Regions from separate parts of the Homo sapiens genome. Here region 2 is linked to region 1. Evidence: chromatin loops called from intact Hi-C (ENCODE). Cell type or tissue: spleen. All regions are shown on one strand. Links, peaks and the distances in the headings refer to the core of each region. The heading gives the core; the rest is flanking DNA.

Evidence for each region. Peaks named below come from ENCODE experiments on the same cell type or tissue, not always from the same donor. Only the 100,000 strongest peaks of a DNase experiment are listed, where the experiment ranks them.
Region 2: a loop joins it to region 1, with 5 times the contacts of the local background. A loop is called at or near these places in 7 of 110 quality-filtered maps.

The regions. Positions count from the first base shown.
Region 1 is chr5:88,728,497-88,734,840 of GRCh38, forward strand. It overlaps MEF2C (myocyte enhancer factor 2C), which reads right to left. Exons shown (of 11, transcript NM_002397.5): 7 at 3,233-3,405; 8 at 1,715-1,738; 9 at 722-851; 10 at 1-132. Among named protein-coding and RNA genes, the nearest start is that of GSCAR, 35 kb to the left of the region's middle. RefSeq lists enhancers at 3,657-3,706, 3,827-4,106. In spleen, for the core only: a CTCF peak has its summit at 1,255 (motif pointing right); no DNase peak of the experiment used is centred there; H3K27ac peaks cover 857 bases.
Region 2 is chr5:90,157,900-90,164,243 of GRCh38, forward strand. LINC01339 (long intergenic non-protein coding RNA 1339) reads right to left here. Exons shown (of 6, transcript NR_120601.1): 5 at 2,630-2,690; 6 at 440-620. Among named protein-coding and RNA genes, the nearest start is that of LINC01339, 130 kb to the right of the region's middle. In spleen, for the core only: a CTCF peak has its summit at 3,731; a DNase peak (open chromatin) is centred at 3,730.

The DNA.
Region 1 (6,344 bases), core at 1-2,500:
ACTGACTGAGGGCAGATGGTGGCATGTTATGTAGGTGTTGCTGTTGCCAGCCAGTTACTGAACCAAGGTGAAGAGCGCTGGCGGTGTTAAACCCAGACAGAGATGACAGGTCTGCACTACTCAGAGAGTACTCTAGATTAAAGAATAAAACAACAAGGGAAAATATTAAATTTAGAAATTATCAAATGGTAAATAGAATAAACATTTTCAATTTCCAAAATATTCTATTAGGATTATCGTTATTATAGATATTTTTAATTTTGAGGGGAGGGGAGATAAAGCATCAGCGATAATTCTAATTTAAAAGGAATATACTATAAACCAAAAATAAGTATTCCACGAATGCTCTGAAGTAGCATAGTCCGCAATTCTAGTTTATTAGAACTACAATCTAGTATAAAGGTATGTACATATTTGATGATGTAGAAATGTTAAACAATCCTGAGAAAGTGAGCTTTTTATTACATCAAAGAAACAGCTCAATTTTCTTGAAAGTGTGTTTCTATTTTGAACTCAGGTTGCATAAATAAAACTTTCAGTCAGTTAAGAAAGAAAAATGTGGATATTCACTTTGTCTTAGTGAAGAATGGGTAATGCTGCAGTGCTGTGGACGGCGCAGGCCCTAAATAAAGCTTCCTAATAGAGTAAAAGATAACTTTTTCATCTTGATTTTCAATAAAAAGTATTTAGTGTACTAATTGCACATGACAAAGCTACTCACCGGTACCATATGTTGTTGAAATGGCTGATGGATATCCTCCCATTCCTTGTCCTGGTAAAGTAGGAGTTGCTACGGAAACCACTGGGGTAGCCAATGACTGAGCCGACTGGGAGTTATTTATCCTTTGATTCTTTTAAAATAAATAAAAAGACATTACTGATGAATTTTTTTAAAAGTTAAAAATATTAGATTTCAGTATTAGTTTTCCACATAAAGAGATAACTTGGTACAAATCTCATGAAATTAATCATTTAACATGTGTCTCTATGAACTCTGCCAACCCTATCATTTACAATCCTTCAAGAGACCAGCTGTTGCCATAGTAACCCATTACATCAGTATCTCCTAGGCAACTGAACTAGTAACAAGTACCATAGCTTTATTATGGGTAAAAACAGACTATGTTGAAAACTGATGAAATATGTATACTGTACTTCCATTGTTTCAGTTTTCATTCAAATGCAAATTAAAAAAAAATTAAAATCAACCATGGTAGTTTTTATGTTCAGTTCTACATACAGCAGAGAGCAAATGAGTAGGGGCTCATGTTATATTTTGACCAGCAGGTGGTGCTGTGACCACTTTGTTCAGATTCTTCTAAACTTCCCTCAAACTAGATGGCAAAGCAGCTAATGCGAATATTTAACTCATTACAGTAAAGAGATAAAAGATCCACCACATAAACTTAAAATCATGAGACTTTAATTCCCAGAAGAAGAAATATTTTAGTTTTATGTAATGAAAGAATATTTTTGTTTGAATTTTACTATAAATTGTCCTAAAATATTGAAAACAGAAAAAATATTGAAACAAAAAAAAAAACCTGACATTCTTTTCACCTGTGAGTGATGCCAGAAATTAATGGTATTTAAACATAATCAATGTTGACATACTGTGGTAACTTCCAATATCTTCCAATTTTATCAAAGCTACCACCTCTACCTAAAAGTAGCTTTGCACATGCCATTTGAGGGAAGCGCTCTCACCACTTACCAAAAGCAGGTCGACATCCTCAGACTGAGAGCATGCGGAAGGAGTTTTATTAATTAGTGTCCGTAAATATTTATAATTGGGCAAAATCTTTTCAACAAAAGGAAAAGCATCTTCCGATAGACACAACAGTTTAAACAGTTTTAAAACCCAGACTCCAAAGATAACTCCTTACAAAGACATTCTTTGTTTCCCTTAATGAGCTGTTTGTCTCAAATGTGAAGACAATCTACCCGGTTTTCAGCCCAGGTCAGTGTCTCAATGTTCATTATTTCATCACTTCATTTTGAAGGAAAAAAAAAGACTGTGCTTTGAAACCTCACTTGCTGGAGGAAGGGGAGCTACACACCTGGCTGCCAGAGAGGGACCTAACTGACCCATCACAGATTCCCTGGGACAGCATCAGTTTTAAGGGACCTGGAATAAATCTGTTGATAGAGATGGCCTGCCATGCACGGCCCACACTGCTTGGCTGTAGCCCTGTAGGAGGTTATATTTATTAGACCCAGTTTTTTTCTGAAGGGAATGTTGCATATTATGTGATGTTTTTGGTTGATATTCAAAATTAATCTGCACTGTGCCATAATAAACTAATCAGCTCACAGGACTGTTTTACCCTGAAGCTTGCCACAGAGCAGAGAAAGAAAAAAGAAATAAATGTGTTTGCAGAATGATCTAAATTTGTCTACCGAATCTTGGTTTTAAACGTTCTTGCTCTTAAGCAAAGCTAATTTGTAGAACACTGATGTAAGTCTCTTTGTTGTTGAATTTGGTCCCATAACATTATCTTCATCTTAGGCATGCAGACCCAGAAGAAAGAAAAATGACAGGGTCTGGGGATATAACCTCTATTTAAAATTTCTTATTTATTTATCTTCCTTAGAGGTGCTACAATTCTTTTTTGATGTAAAATATAACCTTTGTTCCTAAAATGCCTAGGATTTTAATTTGCTTTTGAGAGATAGCTATTTTCATGAAGTAAATGTATGGAAAGATGAATTGAGGCAGTGTGTAGGCATGCGATGTATTAGATATAATCATTGCAATACATCTAAGAAAGGATTTGCTAATTAACAGGAGAAAGTTCATTTAGAAATTGTGGAAAGTACTTTCTCATTGTCAGCGTGTTGAGGACATAAATATTGTAAAAATACTATGTTATAAAGTACCTCATTACCTATTATTACTCTGCTTATGGGACGTAGAGATTGACCGATGGTAGTGTCTGATTTTTTTCCAACTATAAATTGAAAGCCTTAAAAGAAAATGTTTTTCTTATCCTAGAACATCAGCCTAGTGAAGTTCACCAGATATATATATATATTTTTTTTACACGGAAAAGGGAAATGCAAACCAGTTACCAGAAATAATAGCTAAATACAAGCAAGGCTCTGTCAATGGCACTGTTATGTTAATTTTCTGGGAGAATGTTAAGTAATTCATCAAGTTAGACAAATATAAAAACAGCAAAACATATACAAAACATTATCAATATTTATTTAAAATGTAGTTTTGTATTACCACTGATGGCATCGTATTCTTGCTGCCTGGTGGAATAAGAACTCGGAGATCTGGTTTACGGTTATTCATTCCTAAATTCATTGGGGGAGGAGATTTTGCTTGCATATTCTTGTTCAAGTTACCAGGTGAGACCAGCAGACCTGGTGAGTTTCGGGGATTGCCATACCCGTTCCCTGTTAACAAAAAACAATAAAGCATTTAGGAAGAAATCTAGGTCAAATACGTTTCCGAAGAATACACAACATGAGAATAAAAACAAAAGCTTAATGGTAAGACGTACATTGCAAAACCATAGGATGACTGATTTGACCTCCATGGGACAAGTAACCCAATTAAGTATTCAATAGTCCTCTGAAGGAAGATTAAAAACTTTTTATGAGAAGAGAGCCAATATACATCAACTTGCTCAGAAGTCAGCATATACTTTTTTTCCTATCAAAAATATTCAGGAAGAAAGTCAGACAGTAGTTCAGGGTCTAAGAAAAGCACAGAACTGGTCTTGCACTTTAATTGACTAGCTTGGCGGAGGCCTGGCTGGCGTGACTCACTCTTTCAGTTCACTGGTTTGGGTTTTATTTTGTGTGTCTGTGTGTCCTTAAATGAAGAAAGGGCATACCAGCAAGACTGTAATTTCTAGGACAGGCAGGAGGAGGGGAAGCCGCTTACACATTTTGCTGTTCAGTTCCGCTTTTCTCTGAGTGAATTCTCTCTATGGTTTTTCTTCCATCTGCTTTGCCCTCCTTACTAAGTTCAGTGTACAACCCTTGCTTTCCTCCTCACACAGAACTTCAGAAAGCAAGACTCCTTCCCTGGAGCTGAAATGAAGTGATGATGCCTCCGCTAAAGTGCTGATTCACCAAGGCACAGGAATAGCCATTGAACTGGAAGACTGAAAGGGTTTTCTTAGGTCTCTGATGTTCAGTATCCTACTAACAGAAAAGTGGGTATCCCAAGGTCTGCGTTTTTCATATTTCAAAATATGACCAAGAGAGCTAGGGAGGAGTTGATTACAAATGCCAGCAGAGCTGGCATGACAGTGGACTCAGAAAGACATCTGCTGATTTCCTCCACTGCCTCTGAAGGGAGAATAAGAGAACTCAGCTACCTGATTCAACAATCCTTGCTAGAAACTAGACAGTTGTTTTCTGAAGCTTTCTAAAGGAGACAGTTAAACCTCATTGTTATTGCCATCATTACAAAACACAAGTATCTATTACCCCTGCATGAGTGAGATTGTGTGCTACCCAGTGAGGATGCAAAGACAAGGCCCCAGGCTTGAAAAGCTCTGAAATCTCTTTGTGGTAATCCAATACATACTCATGGAAAACATAAAGACCAATACAAGGCAGCGTAGGGTGAGGTGCCTGCAGAGTAATCCAGATTAAGTGTTATTGAGTTCCCGGGAGAGAAGAGGTGATCCAATAAAAGATTCACAGAAGAGGCAGGAATTGATGAGGGCCTTAAAGAAAGGCCATAGGAAGATATGTTAGGCTTGTGACTGGGCAGTAGGAAAGGGCTGAGGTAGGAGTTTAAAGAGCATGGTAAGGGGCACTGAGAGGAACCTGTTTAGAAGGGGACCCGTGAAAAGAGAGGGGTGTCAGAGGCTCTGGAGGGATGCAGGGGTTGGGCTGTGGAGATCTCAAATTCCAGGCTAAAAGTCCTTGGGTTTATATGGTGGAAATGAAAGTTTCAGAGTAGAGGTATGACACAGACCTCTAAGTGGTCAGAAAGATCTACTGGCATTGGTATACTCAGGAATTAGTAAGGCCTGCTAGTGTGGACCAGTCTGGAGACTACTTTGATGGCCTGAGATAGAGGCCATGAGGAACTGGGAAGGCAGAGCAAAGGTATATTTCAGGAGATATTTATGGGAACATCTTTAGAAGCAAAATATATTTGAGGCACACTGTATAAAGCAGATTTGTTCTTCATATCCCATTCATTTACCTGTCTCATTTTATGCATGAATAAACAGGCTGAATATATAACAAATAACTACAAGATTAAGTCTGTCAATTGGATTATGAATAAAATTATCCCAGTTCCTGGGGCAAAAAAACAAAAATAAAGCAAACTGGACACCCCCAAAACGTGTGTTAAGTGACAGGACTCACTTAAGAAATGTTGGTTGAATCTGAATATCAATTCCCTTCTATAAGAAAACTTCTGGAATATTAGCCAAATTCTCTAAAGCTAGATAAATATGACAAACCCCCAAATTTTCTTTACAGTAAATTCGAACAGTATTCCATGGCAAAAGCTGTTACATAAAACAATGCATTTACTTCCTCTCACTAGAAGAAAAAAACAAACAAAAGAGAGTATGTTCACTTAAAAAAAAAAAGCTTGACAAAATGGAGTGCTTAGAGGAGTTTTATATTTAATATGTCATCCTGAATCATTATTGTGAATATGTTATGAACTTAGTTTGAATTAATAGATTCTACGGGATAAAAAGAGAATAAGAACATCAAGGTCAATTCTGCTCTATACTTTGCTGTCAGCTGAAGGTCAGATGGACACACTGAAGACATATGTCACTTATCTATTAAGCCTGTGTGAGATCTGGTTTATATAAACAATCAAATGGAAAATTAGCTGGGTAATTTCAAAAGAAGGGGGAGAAAAAAGTCTGTTAAGCAGTGCAATGAAGCTTGAATAGATCAGAAGAAACTAAAACCCCAGCTCGGTAGATGCCGATACTGGTTTGCATGGAGGAGTTATTTTGCTAAAAGGAAGTAAAACCGCTTCGTGAAATGTGTTGTCCTGTGATATGACAAGCACTGGGCCAGTGTGCGAAAATGGAAATGCTTCACGGAGGCCTTGAGAAAAGTTTGTTTTTTTTTTTTTTTTTTTTTTTTTTTTTTTTTAGCATTTTCTACAGTAAACTCTCTGAGAAATTCCAACAAAGCCTATGTCTTTTTGCCCACATTTTAAACAGTGATTCAGGGCAGCAGTAGGGGAAAAAAAAGTAAATATACATTGTAGCTTTTCATTCAGTAAATACCTCAAAACTAAAAAAATTGATTTTAAAAGCCTTCTATTTTTCTCTTGGAATATTTCCTGTTATTTGGAAATTACGCCATTTTAGAAGATTAGTCACATATTTTAA
Region 2 (6,344 bases), core at 2,341-4,840, 1.4 Mb after region 1:
TAGAAAGAGAATGTAAGTGTTCTAAGTATTCTTTTCTTATTATGTTGTTGGGCAAAAATATCATTTTTCAATAATATCAGTATATTTTAATGGGCCTATTTCATGATTCTGATCAGCACTTCTTAAATTTTTTAAGGATTTTTAGTTGTTTTTGTTTTGGGAGTTCCCCCAGCCCCATTTTTTAGGTCTCCTTGTTTTGCTTTTAGTTTTCCTATCAAAAGAAAGAGATAAGTCACAGGAGAAGGAATACACATCACAGTTTTCTATGATACCATCAGTGAAGCAAATTCATATCAATTGAAGAAAATTAATATCTGAGGTCAGGGGTTGGCAAACTTTTTCTACAAGGGCAAGGATATTTTTAGCTTTGCAAACCACATGCTCTCTGTCTCATCTACTCGACCCTGATGTTTAACAGAAAAGCAGCCACAAACAGTGCTTAAATAAATGGCTATGTTTGTGTACAATAAGACTTTATTTATAGAAGCAAGTGGTAGGCTGGAGTTAGCCTGCAATCGTCATTAGCCCACCCCTATTTTGGATAATGTAGGGACACACGCACAAGCAGGGAGGTAGCAGGGATGTGGCACTGCTGCTTGAGATGTTTGCAGTTGTAAATCCTATACAGAGAAGGAAGGGGAATACAATACATGAGATTCATGTCATAACAATATTTTGCCTGTTTACTACATTTTTTTATTCAGTATACTCTAAACTATTATCCAGTTTACTAATAATATCGAATTAGAGTTGAGTTAGTATACTGAAAGACCTCATAAGTTAAAATTTAGTCTTTATTATTACAACTTGAAAATCTTACCTTTTTGCAGTAGATTTAGTTCTTCAAGATATAAAAAGAGGTCATTTCAGATTTCAATAGCCCCACTAAAACAGCTACCTCCCAGCCTGAGAGTCCTGAAACAGGCTTTTTTCCCTCTGTTGTCAAACCTTCCTAAACACAGTATTCGCAGACTGTGTGGTATGTTTTCCTCCTAGTTTTCAGAATCCCTGAAGTTCTTCCAATACAAAAAAAAAGGCTTATTTTTACCAGTTGGTGGAGGATGTTCCACTTTCAAAGGGAGAGAATTTTTAATTCCCTCCATAGGGCTTCATAGCTATTGTAAACTTCATGGGCAGGCTTTCACCTGCATAGAGGACCAATTCCACATAATGCCAACCATTCTAGGGTAAAATGGATGGGGTGAGGGTGACAGTAACCCTGTACCCATTACTAGCACATAGTTAAAAGGTAATATGAAAATAGACTTTGGGGAAAATTTTATGTTTTATATTTACCTCAAAATAAATGCCTACTTAGACAAAAAATAAAATTCTTTCCACTGCTAAAAGCAAATAAATAAATTTCCCAGAGATTCAAAAATGAAAAGAATATTACCTTTGTCCCTAGGATAGATATATAGATGAATAGATTTCAGAGCATTTTAAAATGCACTGAAAAAGTAAGCAACTAATTAGCAATTAGAAATGTATAGTAACATTAATTACATAAATATAAGTGTACATATATAAGTAATTATAAAAAGCAAGGCACAAACATTATAATATTACTTTCAACCAGTTCAATCTGAAGAAAAGGAAATTTTGAAATGTTTGCTTTGAAAGCTCAGAGAATTATCCACGTGTGAAAAAATCCAAAATTGCTTCAAAGTGTAAAAATTATTCTTCTTTCCACCTACAAGTAAGTCAAAATTGCTGTGCACATTTTCATCAAAATTTCTTAAAAGAAATTATCCAGCAAGGAAAATCTTTGAAGCTATACAATAAAAACTTCAGGGACAAAAGAAAACTATTCTCAGTGCCTTCATCTATAGAGTACAAGCAAAACAAACCACCCTTTACACACAAGCACATGTGTGTGTACGTTTATTAATTGATTCAACAAAATTTTACTGAGAGTCATGTACATTAATTTGTACACAATTGTATGCATATAGGCATGTGTATTTTACATGAGTATAATCATATGTGTGAATATATCTGCAAAAGCAAAGCCAAGAGGAAGGCCTAAGGATAAAGAGCAAATATTCATGTAAAGAAACCCCCAACCACATGAAGGCACCAGAAATTATTCTATATATACAAAAATGTTGTATATAGTGATGTTAGAGATCATAATGAATATTGGAGGTGAGAACAGGATGACCTCAAGGGTATCCTTCTGGAGCATCAGAAATGTCTTTGATGGGCAATGATGGAGAGGCACCTGCTCTTAGGAGAGGACATGGAGGGAAAGGCAGAAAAGATAAACTGTGTCACATCACTGTTTAAGAGCAATGACCAAAATTGGAAATTCTTCTCTAAACTTTTTAATTAAACATTTTAAAGTAAAATTGATTATTTAAAAATACTCCTTAAGTTGTCTGGAAGGCTGCTTAAATTTGTGGTTGTTTTGGTTGTAATTAATAATAGTAATAACCACTGTTTTCACTTCTAAAGTAAGAAAAAGTAGAGGCTGGCCATTAACTTTTCTCCTTAATCTCTGGCAAGCCTATATTTCAATTGCCTTTTATAGCCAGAAATAAGGAACTAAATTAGTAATCCATATATAAGATGCTTCTCAGGTAGGTAGCAACTTACCTAGTAATACTAGGGAAAAGGATGCTCTTACCATTACTGATACACCATCATGTAGTCTCCAGGCCAGTGTGCTTGTTGAAGTTAACAGGTAGCTGCAGCCATCATAAGATTACCATTGGGAAAAATTCAACATGATATAATATTAAACAGTAATTTCTGCAGAGATAAAAACAGGTTAGTCATTATAACAGCCAGACCCTGGATTTCCAAACTAATAGATATCTGGTTTTTAATTCTGCCTTAGAAATATAATGCACACCTATTGGAAGCTTATTATTTCATAAGAGAAGTACATAGGAAAAAACTCCAGGCCCTAGGAATTGAGAAAAAGAAGTTCATTTTTTTGAAGTGGGAAGAATGTCCAGAACCTATTAGAACCTACATTCCCTCCATTGCTCTTCCCAGGAAGATCAACACTCACTTTATCAAGAGAAAATGTCTCACTGTGAAAAAACAGGGCCCATTGTGAAGCTGAAGGAGCCAAGCAGACTTGTCTGCTTAAGACCTAAAGGTCTGCCCAAGAGACAGAGCCCTGAAAAGAAGTGAACCTAGTCAGCACAGAAAGCATCTTGGCAGGAGCCATCTAACTGCAAACACCAATACCTCTATAGCTTCTCCTTTAGAAATAGTGCCAGACCAAGCCAGCTTACCTGGTCATCTTTCATTCCCAACTAGATCTGCCCAGTACCTCATGGCAGGTGATCAAAGAACACTACCATCTCGGTGTGGCCTCCCAGCCCTATACCTGCCAGGCTGCAGCCTGCCCAACGCAGGGTGGCAGGGTCAGAAGGACATTTTAAAAGGGGATGAAAATGACCTTTAATATTTTGAGCAGAATGATAACTTCTTGGCAGGTTATATTGCGATAGCACTTTGGTTACATAATGATCATCTCAATTTCACATTCATTTTAAGAAGTTTTTGCCAGAAAATAGTAATAACAATAATAATAATGGTGAAATACAGGGCTTTATTCCAGAATGTAAATCCTTGACCAATGCTTCCTCTAGAAGGATAAGCTGTGACGCTGCAGATTTCCTGGACCTACACAGTGAGCTGCCTGTTCCCAGTGACACAGAAGCCATGGCCCAGGCAGCTAGTGCATTCTGTAACCCAGCTCAATGAAAACTAAGAGTTTGGCGCCCCCTCTTCCTCACCAGAGGCTCTAATTGTAATGGCCACCCTGCTCCACCTCCACCCACTGGTCCAGCGCCAAGTTGCCTGAAACTTCCCCACACCACACACAACGTGGCTAACAAGAACCTCTGTTCCCAATACATTTGATCATCAAAATAGCACCATGTTTCCCCCAGAGAAATGCAATTTCATCTCCATTTCAAGTAGGTTGATGTGTGGTAATCAGAGGGAGACATAAATTTTGAACTTGAGCTTTATGTTGTGACTAGCATTAATTTAAGTGCCCTGCATCAAAGATCTGAGCTATTCCTCTAAACTGCTTTAAAACCCACCATGACTTTTCGTTGTTTCAGAAACCCACAGTGCAATCTGCAATGCATTATAAATTTTAAGCAAAGAATCTTATCTATATTTTCTTGTGCATTCCAAAACTCCCTAAAATACTGATCAGAGACAGTGCCCACATTCCAAGACTAGTGCCACAAGTTTGCTACAAGTTGAGGGAGGAAAAAAAATTAAAGTAACAGATGTTTGGGTTGCCTACTTCTGCTATTTTCAAAACTTCATCAACAATGCAAAGTTTTAAATTAGAAATGTACTATAGTTCTATTGTTCCCTATGGAAATTTTTAACTAAAACCAGAGTCTAGGAATTCATTTTCAAATAAATATTCCAACTTTGGTTTTAAGAGGAAAAACTATACATATATATATATCCTCTTAGAAGGAATGAAAGTTCCATCTGATGAGAAGCCCCCTCCACTCAGCACCACAGCAGGGAGTAGAATTCAATTGGTGGTAACTGCTCCCCGCTGCTCTTGCAGACTTGGTGGCTCCATGGGGTGTGCTCTCAAGGCTTCTGCTGTCCAAAGGGGAAGCTGTAGGGGATGCTCACGGCCCCACTACAGCTAGAAAATTTTGTGGGTCTGGTCCTGTCAATCCTCGGGATAGCTCCACGTGAGGTATTCTCACTCACTTCAAAGACAGGGCAGCTTCAGAAGCCCTTCCAGAAGGCTTGCCTGCATCAACTCAGCATCCATGCTGCTCATCCCCCTCCTGGTTCTGCATGCCCAGCAAGGAAAGCTATTAGCTCCCTCCTGGCCTCAAAGGAAAGAGGGAGCAGAGTCCATTGTTTGCTCTCAAATCTGCATCCCTGGTGGCTAGTGGTTCACATATTAACTTAATTCAAAAGATTAGCAACACAGGGCTTAAATTATATAGGATTCAGAAAAGTTCTGATCCAGGCTGAGAATGGAGACTGGACCAACAAGTGGAAACTCATAAAGTAGAGCCAGTTTTATTTGAATGTAAATTGATAGAAGGAAGTCAACATCTTTTGTTGGTGGTATTGTTCCTAAAATCCTTTTGTCCTGTATCAATTTCCCCATCTCTTCCACAAAACTACTCCTGACTCAACTAGCCACAGTAATCCCTCCTTTCTCTGAGCTCTTAAAAATACCTGTAGTATCTGCTGCCAACTTAGCACTTTATTATATACTTACCTGTATTAGCCTCTGTATTATATTTTTAATACTGACTCCCCAAATAGATTTTGAGTGTCTCAAGGGCAAACAGAACGTCTTACACTTACTTTCAGGACCTATCACAGGAAGAGTGAGGAAGGGGGACCCAAGAGGACCATTTGGCATAAGCCTCATATTTAAAACAGGCCTCAAATTTAGATTTTTGATGACATCTCCAAATAAGGTTATACCTCAATTTTCATAGACGTACTGGCAAGAGTTTTTAAAAGAAGCATTTCATCCAACAACTTAAAATTCATCAGTTTCTATGATGCTCTTTTGGTATTACTTATTTTAATACTCCAGAAGCCTCAAAAAATAGAAATAATTTAGTTTACCTCAGATTTTCTGTAGTGCCTGGCACTCTGTTACAAAAGATAAATGCAGAAAATGTTCCCTAATGGTCACCAGACATGCTGCAGATGGAGGGAAGAAGTACAGAACTGTTACAGCACTTGACTATAACAAAAGCAGAGTTAGAGACCCAGGGCAACTGAAAAGATTCTACGCAGACTGGCTACAGTGAGCCCCTAAAGCGGTTGTGTGTGTTTTCAGGGCCCTCTCTCCTGTACAGCTACCTTGTCTCCTTCCTGATAACAACATTAGCATCAAAAGAAGGGGTCTGTCCTCTTTGTTTGATAATGAAGCACCTCCTAAGAAGTTGAAGATAAGGCAGCTTTGTAAACCAGTGGAACTTAGAGACAATAGCTGTGCTTCACCAGGTGTGAGAGAAAGCCGAGCAGGAAACTGTCTGTGAGGTGCAGCCAAAAGATTCTAAAAAATCCAGAACTCCAATCAAGGTAGTTTCCAGAAGTGATCTCAGGGAAGCAGGACTAGCATGTGATTCTAATGTAATCCAGAATCCCATACTGTCTTTGGAGAAAGATACTGTGACACAAAGTGTGTGTGAATAGTAAAGGGAAACACAAATTAGCCATGAGTTCATTGTGTGTGTTCCCTTTGTGAAGAGACTCAGGGGTAGTTGGTCATCTTCAGATGACACCTCCAAGACAACCCTGCGTTCAAGGCACCTCTTTCTACCCTATTCTTGACCTCAGCTGATGTGGTAGTTATTAGTACTGTTCAC